Linked DNA regions of Homo sapiens: region 2 is linked to region 1. A link is a loop called in an ENCODE intact Hi-C map of the cell type or tissue named here. Cell type or tissue: PC-3. All regions are shown on one strand.

Region 1 (5,000 bases):
TGTGCGTGTGTGTGTGTGTGTGTGTGTGTGTGTGTGTGTGTGTTACTCCATGTTTCTCCTTTTTAAGGAAGGAGAAGGTGTGGAACAAGAGAAAGTTCCTAAGTCTGAAGGAAGTCCAACCCAGTTATGAAGGGAATGCCATCCACAAGCCTTTTTTATAATTGGCCCCTGCCTCAGGTAAAGGGGTCTCCTTTAAGGAGCCAGTCTGGCTAAATTGGCAGATTCTGAACAAAGCCTGGCCCTGACAAGTCTTCAGAAAAACCGGTTTTCACCTCCAGAATGTGCCCCAGGCAGCAAAATACAATAGCTCTCCTTGGCTGAGTGGTGTTTTTCTTAGGAGCTCACTCTAAAGGAGATTCCAGCTTTGCAGATGGATACCGATCACTTGAATGGCCAAGCCCTGCCCCCCAGCCAGTGACCTCTGAGGGGGATAGGTCTCTTCACCTTCCCCCAACCCTTCCCTGGTTTTTGACCCCTGAGGGTCCCAGATTGCCAGCAGGAACTAAAAGGAATAAACCTTTCTCCAAAATATTTTTCTGTGTCAAGTTAATACAGATTTAAAACCTAGTTTCTGTCACCCCCACCCCTTCATTCCAAGACCCACAGGCAACAAAAGGATGAAGAAGCCAAGCCACAGGCATTTTTTAAAAACATGTTTACTCATAAAAATTGCGTAGCAAATCCAACTGTGGGGTGCTGTTTGTCCAGCAAACTCCTAGTTAACCAGCAAACACCTCCCATTCAAGGTCTGAAACAAGCCCTGAGATCAGAACAAAAAGCACACGACAGACACGATGTGGCACTTTTATTTGCAGCTTGGTTTGAGCCCTATGACCTGGAATCTTTTTATAGGAGATAAGTGCTTGTGTATTTATGTGCCACCTGGCCCAGGTGGAGGCAGGAACCAAAATGGCCAACAATGGTGACCAGAGGGTAGACTGTCAAACACTAGCCAGGGCACAATGCTGTGACTACAAAAGGTTCTACCTGATGTGCTGTTGGGTTCCCCCACACCCAAAGTCCCATGCAAATGCTATCTTCACAAGAGAGGCACAGGGCTTGGTATTTCTGGCACCAAGGTCTGAACTGCCCACTTCCTCCCACCAATGCAGCACAGATTGCTTATTCCCTCTTGCAGAAAAAGAAAGCCCCAAGCCTGGCCCAGAGCAGCTTGCCAGGGAAGCCAGTGTGTGCCCAGAGCTGGAGCAAGCTGCTCATCCATCTTCTATGTCCAACCCCCACTCTTTTATGTCTCATGTCTTCATTGCAAAGCATGACTCGCCAAAAACACAACACAGAGAAAATGGTTTCATCAAAATTCCCTTGCAACAACAACAACAACAAAATAATATTACCCTGCTTTCATTATTCACAATCTTTTATTGAGGCAAAAGGCAAATATCATTGAGCCAAACCTGGATAGACAAATATATACAACCACTGGTAATTTAATATTTTGTGCTAATGGTATACACTGTAGATACAACCCAAGAGGAGTAAATTACAATCCTATCAATAATATATCGCATCCGGGCTCCAGTTTCCCAGTACACGAGAAAATGTGTATTGGCAAAGGCTCTCCAAATATTAAAAGCCATGCATATAATGAGGCAGTGGGTACAGAAGCTAGAAACTCCCACAGGACTGTGCTGTGGTCTTTGTTATCAAGGCCCTTCGGGAGGAAATAGCCCACATCAAAGCTCCAAAACCTGATGCTAAATGCAGACATCCCATTCACATTCTCAGCCGATCTCTAGGTGAAACTTCAATCACAGAATAACCTATAATCAGGGCACCAGTTTGCAGACCGCTTGGAGCACTGCCCCAATTTGGACACCTCAGGTCTATGGTAGATGCCCAGGTTCTGCTGGGGTGACCTGTGGTGATGGACAAGGGACTCCAGAGAGTCCCAGTACAGCTGGCAATATCTGAGAGACCATGTGGCTTTGGAGCAGCCTCCCCAACTTGTATGTGATCCTCCAAAAGAAAAGTGGGAGGAAAAAAAGGCAAGTACTGATGACAGGCAAGGAGCCAACGAACTGCAAAGGGAGACAGATTTACTTTGAAATTTAAAATGCCCCACTTACTAAATTTTTGTCAGTGGATCCAAATTCCCTTACTCCCCACTGCAAGAGAAGCAAATGACAGTCTTACCTAAGAGCAGAGAGGAAATATTTCTACCACAGTAACACTAGTAATCTGGACAAATAAGGTTAATGTGGGCAAGAGGGCTAGTTAGTGCCACAGTCACATGCTGGTACTCCCTTGATTCAGGGGATATTTGAGGAAACTTACAAGGCAGAAGGGGCAGTCTCTTTCTTGTCTCTTTTTCACTCAGCCCCTGGAAGAAAAAGGAGAGGCCGAGGAGGGAAGGGAGGCTGTCAGGGTCTCTCAGGCAAAAGGAACAGGAGGCAGACAGCAGCCCCAACCTCAAGCTCAGAGATGAAAAGCCCTGGCCAGACACCAGTTCATTAGTGGAAATAAAAGCTTCCTAAATTGCAGGGAACTGGCTGGGCTTTCTGGAGAGACACCTACACATCAAAGAAAAATAATGTGAAAAATTCTCTTTGTCTGGGGACAAGAAGCAGCATCTGGGAGTCTCGTCATAGCCTCCCTCCCTCCTCCCCACAATCTCTCCACCATCCGCCTTCAAATCCTGGGAACCTTTTGGAGGGGTGAAGATGGCCATTTTTCCTGCTGCCTGTCAGATAGCAGGGACCGGTGGGACACCTGGTGGGCAGTGGGGGAAATACAGCCACATTGGACCTCAACGTCACTACCCAGGTCTAGAGAGACCTGTGTATTCTGAGATCATGGGAAAAAACAAGGAAGGCATCTTTCTAGGGGATGTGACATTGAAGTGGACTTTAAATGTAGTAGCAATTGACTTAAATTTCTGCTATTTTCAATTGTGTTTGGGAAGAGATGGGTGGCTCAGAATAAATATAAATAAATAGAATCCATAGATAAACAAATACACACTATAATGTTTAATGCAATTCCCACATTATTTAAACTTTACTTAAAGTCGCATTGAAAATAGACACTATCCCAGTGGACTCACCAAGCCAAACACCTGGAAGAAGTTCCCTGAAGATAATCCATAGACGAGAAACTCTCACCAAAGATAATGGAACATTGACTGCTCAAGGAGAATACTGAGGAATTTCTTATTTGCACCCAAGAGGTTGCCAAGAGCAGCCCAAAGCTTCTGAGTCAGCATGTGAAGTGGTTAAGAGGGGATCAAATTAGATCTGCTGCCAATTTGATATGGCTGTGGGACTTTGGGCCAGCCACTTAACCTCTCTAAGACCCAATTTCCTTATCTGTCAAATAGAAATAATGATAATAATAGCAAGTACTTACTAAGAGCCAGACACTGCATGCTTTGTGTATATTAAATCATTTAATGTCTCCAGCCATTTTAAGGTATGACTGATATTTCTGTTTTATGGAGGAGAGAGGGTAAGGGACCAGCCCAAGATCACATAGCCTGCGAGTGGCAAAGCTAAGATCCAACCTGGGCTCCCTGACTCTGGAGTTCACACTTGGAGCTACTACTCTATCCGATCTCTTAATGATAGCATGAGAATTAGGTAAGATAATGCATGCAAACATGTTAGCAAGTGCCTAGGCCTAGTAAATTTCTTGCACTCAAAAATATTATTGATGATGGTAATCTCAGTATCAAGTAAAAGTATCTTCGAGAAGCTTGTCTAGTGCCCACTCAGCTGGAATAAGTAAGCATAGGCACACCTTTGGCTGCCAGAAATCCAGCATTAAACTTACTGTGCCATTTAGTCACACCTTCAGGCCAACCTTAACTTTTATCACAATTATCTCCTCCTCCCATCACCTTCCTTTTAGGAGAGTTTTCATTGCTTTGTTTACCTTTACATTTAGTATATGTATCATACTGTAGGAGCCTTGAGAGTTTTCTTTTTTAAAATTGTCATAAGATCAATGAGAAAGATACAACAATTTTTCCAGGGTAAGTGCCATTTCAAATTTTTACTTTATTTTTCTGAAGGCAGGTGAAAAGTACTGGTGAGAAAGAAGCTGGTGAAGAGCTAATAAAGAAAAAAAAAGTTGGTTTTTTGTTTGTTTGTTTTGTTTTTGTTTTTTGTTTTCTTTTTTGAGATGGAGTCTCACCCTGTCATCCAGGCTGGAGTACAGTGGCATGATCTCGGCTCACGGCAACCTCCTACTCCTGGGTTCAAGCGATTCTCCTGTCTCAGCCTCCCAAGTAGCTGGGACTACAGGCATACACCATCATGCCCGGCTAATTTTTGTATTTTTAGTAGAGATGGGGTTTGGCCATGTTGGCCAGGCTGGTCTCGGACTCCTGATCTCAGGTGATCTGCCTGCCTTGGCCTCCCAAAGCGCTGGGATTACAGGTGTGAGCCACTGTGCCTGGCCAAAAAGAAAATTCTGAGCACATAAGAAAGTAGAAGAATCAATAGAAATCAAGCAAGAAATAGCAAACCAGTGATCAGGGAGGAGGATGCAATCATGTTGCTGTGGCGTGGGCACTGAGCTTAGCAATGGAGAAGCAGCTTCTTGATGAAGCCCCATCCTGTGGGTTCCATCAAAGAAATTTCCAAAGTTGAGGCAGCTCTGACACCAGGAGTGTCATCCCCAGACTGGAGGTCACTCCCCAAGACCTTTCAGAGATGAGACTGGGGACCGTTATGTCACCTGGACCCCTTGGACACCTGGCTTCATATTACCACTCCCTCCTTTAAGTATCCAGCTAATTTTAAAGTATGAAGTTCTTGGCTGGAGAACACTCACCTGGCAAAGTTGCCAACATGAGGGAGATCCTCACCTGAAAATAGACAAAAAGCAGGCCAAAGGAGAAACTAAGACATTTTACGGAATGAGTTCCTTTTGTCTCATTACCTTACCCTGTGACCATCTGCCTTCTAAGAAGGAAGAAAGCCTTGAACAAAGAAAGTGTCCCTTTTAATAACAGAACCATATAAATTACATTTCATTAC
Region 2 (5,000 bases), 360 kb before region 1:
TATTGGTAGGGCATTAGGTAGTCCACTGCATTGACTAGGAACAGGGGTTCAGGAAGAACCAAGGCAAACAATGTTCAGCCAAGATCATGCCAAAGGCAATTGGCATAGCACACCACCACTGATGCCACCATTGGATGCCCACTACCATGCTGCTGGACTGCTCCATCCCAGCAATTGCACCACCATGCCACTGAACAGAACTCTGGCCTCCAGGCACCTGCTATGCCAAAAAAAGTCTCTAACTAACCCTTTGACTTATCCTCTTAGTGTTTACAATCTGACAGTGACATTTCATTAACCAAGCTTAAATTATATGTCCATTCTCTAGCTACCCAGGGTAGGAAGATAAAATGCCCCCACTACTTTATCTTCTGTAGTGAGAGATAAGTAGGAAACAGAGGCCCTCCTTTCCCATGCCTTGAGATTCTCCCAACATAGAAAAGGAGTATGGATGGCAAAATAGCAAAACTGCAAATGTCCAGTGTGCACTAGCAATCAAAATCTGCTAAATATACATGCACAAATCTGAAAAGAAATTAAGCAAGACCTATAGAAGAAAACTATAAAACTTTCCTCAATGAAGGAGAAGAGTCTAATATTAATGTCAAGGCATACCATGTTTCTGAAATAGAAGCCTCAATATAGTGAATATGTCAATCCTCTCCAGATCTACAAGTTCACTAAAATTTTCTATCAGAATTACAAGAGTTTTTATTTGTTCATGTTTTTTAAAATTTGACATTTCTAAAGTTTATACATAAAATGATTTATGTAAAAGAGCAAATAAATTTTTGGAAAAGAAAAATAAATGAGTGTTTGTCATACAGATATCAAAATACACTATAAACCTACAACTGTATGGCATGGTATTGACTCAGGAATAGATTCATAAGTAAGTAGCAAACTAGCACTCAGTCATTATACAAACAGACATTTAGTGTATATAAGAAGATATTTCAGATCAGTGGGGAATCAGGGATCAGAAAACCTTTTCTTTACAAGACAATATTATAAATATTTTAGACTTTGGGGGACAAAGTCTCTGTTGCAACTACTCAACTCTGCTACTGTAGTGTGAAAACAGCCATAGGCAATACTAAACAAATAGCTGTGTTCCAACAAAACTTTATGTACAAAAACAGGTACTGAGCAAAATGTGGCCTTTGGACCACAGTTTGCCAACTTCTTGTGTAGACTAGTCAATAAATAGTGTTGAAATTAGCTTTTTGGAAAAAAGTCTGAACTCTCCCACTATGCACAAAAATAAAATCCATTTAAATGCAAGCATCTAAATGTGAAAATGAAAACTATAAAAGTATCAGAAAAAAGTAGAAGACACAGAAACATGAAAAAAATTAACAGATGTGATTACATAAAGCTTTAAAGGTTCTATACTCAAAAGACTGAAAGTAATTATAAAACACCAGGAAAGACTGGGAGAAAATATTTGCAATGATTGTATGAAACAAAAGATTAATATCCAAAATATATAAATCACACCTACAAATTAATTTTAAAATATATAGACTAAATTTTTAAAAATACGAACAGGAAATTCACAGAAGAAATCAAATAGCCAATGAAGATTAAGTTGCTCAGCCTCACCAGGAATAAGAAAGAGGGCAGCCAGGCATGGTGGCTCACATCTGTAAGCCCAGCACTTTGGGCGGCCAAGGTGGGTGGATCACCTGAGGTCAGGAGTTCAAGACAAGCTGGCCAACATGGTGAAACCCCGTCTCTACTAAAAATACAAAAATGAGTTGGACGTGGTGGCACGTGTCTGTAGTCCCAGCTACTTGGAAGACTGAAGAAGGAGAATTGCTTGGACCCGGGAGGCGGAGGTTGCAGTGAGCCGAGATCGCACCACTGCACTTCAGCCTGGGTGACAGAGTGACACTCTGTCTCAAAAAATAAATAAATAAATAAAAAATAAGAAAGAGGTGAAAAATGTATACGCTTTTCTCTCTCTCTCTCTCTCTCTCTCTCTCTCTCTCTCTCTCTCTATATATATATATATATATATATATGTATATATATTTTTTCTATATTAGCAAAAAAAATCAGCATGGGCAAGAATACACAAAAATAGACAATCACGTACTATTTGTGAGAGAATGAGTTAACAAACTAATTTCTAGAAGACAGTAATATCTAAGACAATTTTTAAATACATACCCTTGGACATAATAACAGTACTTGTTGGGATCAACTCTAAAATGTTTGCATAGGTGTACAAAGATTTCTTTTTGCATAAGTTTGTTAACTTATGTTTACTTGTAATGGTGAAAAACTAGAAATACTAACTGCAGACCAAAGGTGGAACAATTAAGAATAAGGTAGACGTATTTGCTGATGTAAGACACAAATCCAAGAGAAAATAGCCAGATGGAAAACAATACAAATAAGAATTATAACACAGCATGAACTCATATTCTTAAAAAAAATTATACATTAATAGAAAAAATCATTTTTTAAGCAGGGCTGAAAAAATTCCCATAGTAGTAGTTACTTCTTGGAAAGGCGGGGCTCCAGGGAGGTAAATGTTAATGTTTTAATCTATATGTATGCCAGTACTGGAACCTTTTCCAAGATCTACTGTAGTTTATCAGGGAGGAACAGGACCCATCTCCAGCAGACAAATCTGCCTGCCGGTCCCTTGCCCTTTCATTTTCCTATATGCCTCTTTCTCACATCGGCCAGTGTGTCTTTTAATTTTGCTTATCAGTTGTTGTGAGTTGAATTATGTCACCCAAAATATATGTTCAAGTCCTAATGCTCATACCTGTGAATAAGACCTTATTCGAAAATAGGTTTTTGCCATTGTAATCAAGTTAAGATGAGGTCATGCTGAATTGGGGTAGGCTCTACAAGAGAAAGGAGAAGGATATTTTGACACAAAGACACAGAAAAGACACACCGATAGAAGATGACCATGTGATGAGGGAGGCAAAGATTGAAGTGCTGCAGCTGCTAGACAAGGAACTCCAGGGGGCACTAGAAGCTAGGAGAGAGGGGTGAAACAGATTCTCCCTCAAGCCTCCAGGAGGAAGCCACCCTGCTGACACCCTGATTTTGGACTTCAGGCCTCCTAAACAGTAATATAATAAATTTCCATTGTCATAGCCACCCAGTTTGTGGTAAGTCAGTACAGCAGTCCTAGAAAACTAATACAACGGTGTTTACCAAAAACTGTGTTTTTGATCCACCATCCAGTCTGTGCATGTTATCTACAAAAAGAAGAGCAGCCAAAAAGGTGTCTGATAATTGTCAGATATCTGATAATTGTCAATTATCAGACACCATTTTGGCTGCTCTTCTTTTTGTAGATACACATGCACAGAGTAACAAGTACAGGGTAACTATTACCCTGTTATGAATAGGGTTCAAACAGAGGTAGGATGACTACCAGCTAGGGTATTGTATGAGAGATTTCTGCACTGAAGGGTGGACTAGATGCCTTCCTAACGTTCATAAACGTAGGAGTCCATGAGTCTCTGTGACAGAACAGCATCGTGCTTAACAGCAAGGATTTGGAATGAGAAAAATCTGGTTTGGAATTCTGATTTCACTACACACTAACTACCTGACCTTGAAAAAATTTCTTAATTGCCAAGAGCTGAAAATAATAATGCTTTGTTGTTGTTGTTGTTGTTGTTGTTGTTGAGATGGAATCTCGCTCTGTCGCCCAGGTTGGAGTGCAGTGGAGCGATCTCAGCTCACTGCAAGCTCCGCCTCCTGGGTTCACGCCATTTTCCTGCCTCAGCCTCCCAAGTAGCTGGGACTGCAGGTGCCCGCCACCACGCCCAGCTATTTTTTTGTATTTTTAGTAGAGAAAGGGTTTCACCGTGTTAGCCAGGATGGTCTCGATCTGCTGATCTCGTGATCCACCCTCCTCAGCCTCCCAAAGTGCTGGGATTACAGGCGTGAGCCACCGCGCCTGGCCAATAATGCTGCTTTAATGCATCAGCATTCTTAGATAAAAGCAACTGACACTCCCTAATAATTCAAGAACAGAAATGTGTTAAAGGAATGTGTTAAAGGATATTGTATAGTTTACTGGAAGCACCAGCAATCCAAAGGCTGCCACTGAAGTCTCTAGAACTAGTTATAGTTACTGCTGTTGCAGCTACATGATACTAACTAGAAAAGATTTTTTTGGTAGCTCTTCCTTTTTCTTGTCAGTATGTAAAGTGAATGTCTCATTGGTGGAACCCAAGTCGTGGGCCCATGCCCTAGCTGCTAATGGGGCTGGAAATTGAATGATAATGGTAGCTATTATTTACCGAGTATTTACTACGTGCCAGGCACTTTTGTTGTATTTGCATATATTAATTCACTTAATCCCCACAAGAACTCTGTGAAATCAGTATGTCACCCCCATTTTCACTGATGAGGAAACAGAGGCACAGAAGAGCCAGGTAACTTAACCAAAGTACCCAGCAATATGTGCAGAGCTGGGATTAAACCCTAAATTATCCAGCTCCAGACCCTGCCATCATTGGGAATACTCCTTTCTGCTCTTCATCTGGCATTTTCAACATTGACAGAGGTGGTCACTGACCACTTCAAAAAGCAACAGATTCTTCAAACATAAAAAGAGGATTCAGATTCTGAATAGCCAAATAAAAAAAAAAAAAAAAAGAAACACAAATGTTTATTACCTTTGTCTACAACTTATCTCACAGAGCTGTCACATATTAAAAGAACAATGTGACCGGGTGCGGTGGCTCACGCCTGTAATCCCAGCACTTTGGGAGGCCAAGGCCGGTGGATCATCTGAGATCAGGAGTTCAAGACCAGCCTGGCCAACATGGTGAAAGCCTGTCTCCACTAAAAATACAAAAAGTAGCTGGGCATGGTGGTGCACACCTGTAATCCCAGCTACTCGGGAGGCTGAGACAGGAGAACCGCTTGAACCCGGGAGGTGGAGGTTGCAGTGAGCTGAGATCGTGCCACTGCACTCTAGCTTGGGTGACAGAGCGAGACTCCATCTGAAAAAA

Evidence for each region. Hi-C counts contacts between places; a loop is a spot of excess contacts. Peaks named below come from ENCODE experiments on the same cell type or tissue, not always from the same donor. Only the 100,000 strongest peaks of a DNase experiment are listed, where the experiment ranks them.
Region 2: it touches region 1 in a loop (2.8-fold over the local background); 3 of 110 quality-filtered maps call a loop at or near these places.

Annotation. Positions count from the first base shown.
Region 1 is chr1:209,433,149-209,438,148 of GRCh38, forward strand. No RefSeq gene overlaps it. Among named protein-coding and RNA genes, the nearest start is that of MIR205, 3.5 kb to the left of the region's middle. RefSeq lists enhancers at 1-423, 424-1,023, 1,622-2,219. In PC-3, a CTCF peak has its summit at 2,732 (motif pointing left); DNase peaks (open chromatin) are centred at 293, 683, 1,193 and 2,713; H3K4me3 peaks cover 1,189 bases; H3K27ac peaks cover 2,682 bases.
Region 2 is chr1:209,073,901-209,078,900 of GRCh38, forward strand. The region is part of intron 1 of LOC107985255 (a long non-coding RNA gene); the gene reads right to left. Among named protein-coding and RNA genes, the nearest start is that of LINC01774, 100 kb to the left of the region's middle. In PC-3, CTCF peaks have their summits at 2,987 (motif pointing right) and 3,189; DNase peaks (open chromatin) are centred at 881 and 2,991; H3K27ac peaks cover 1,606 bases.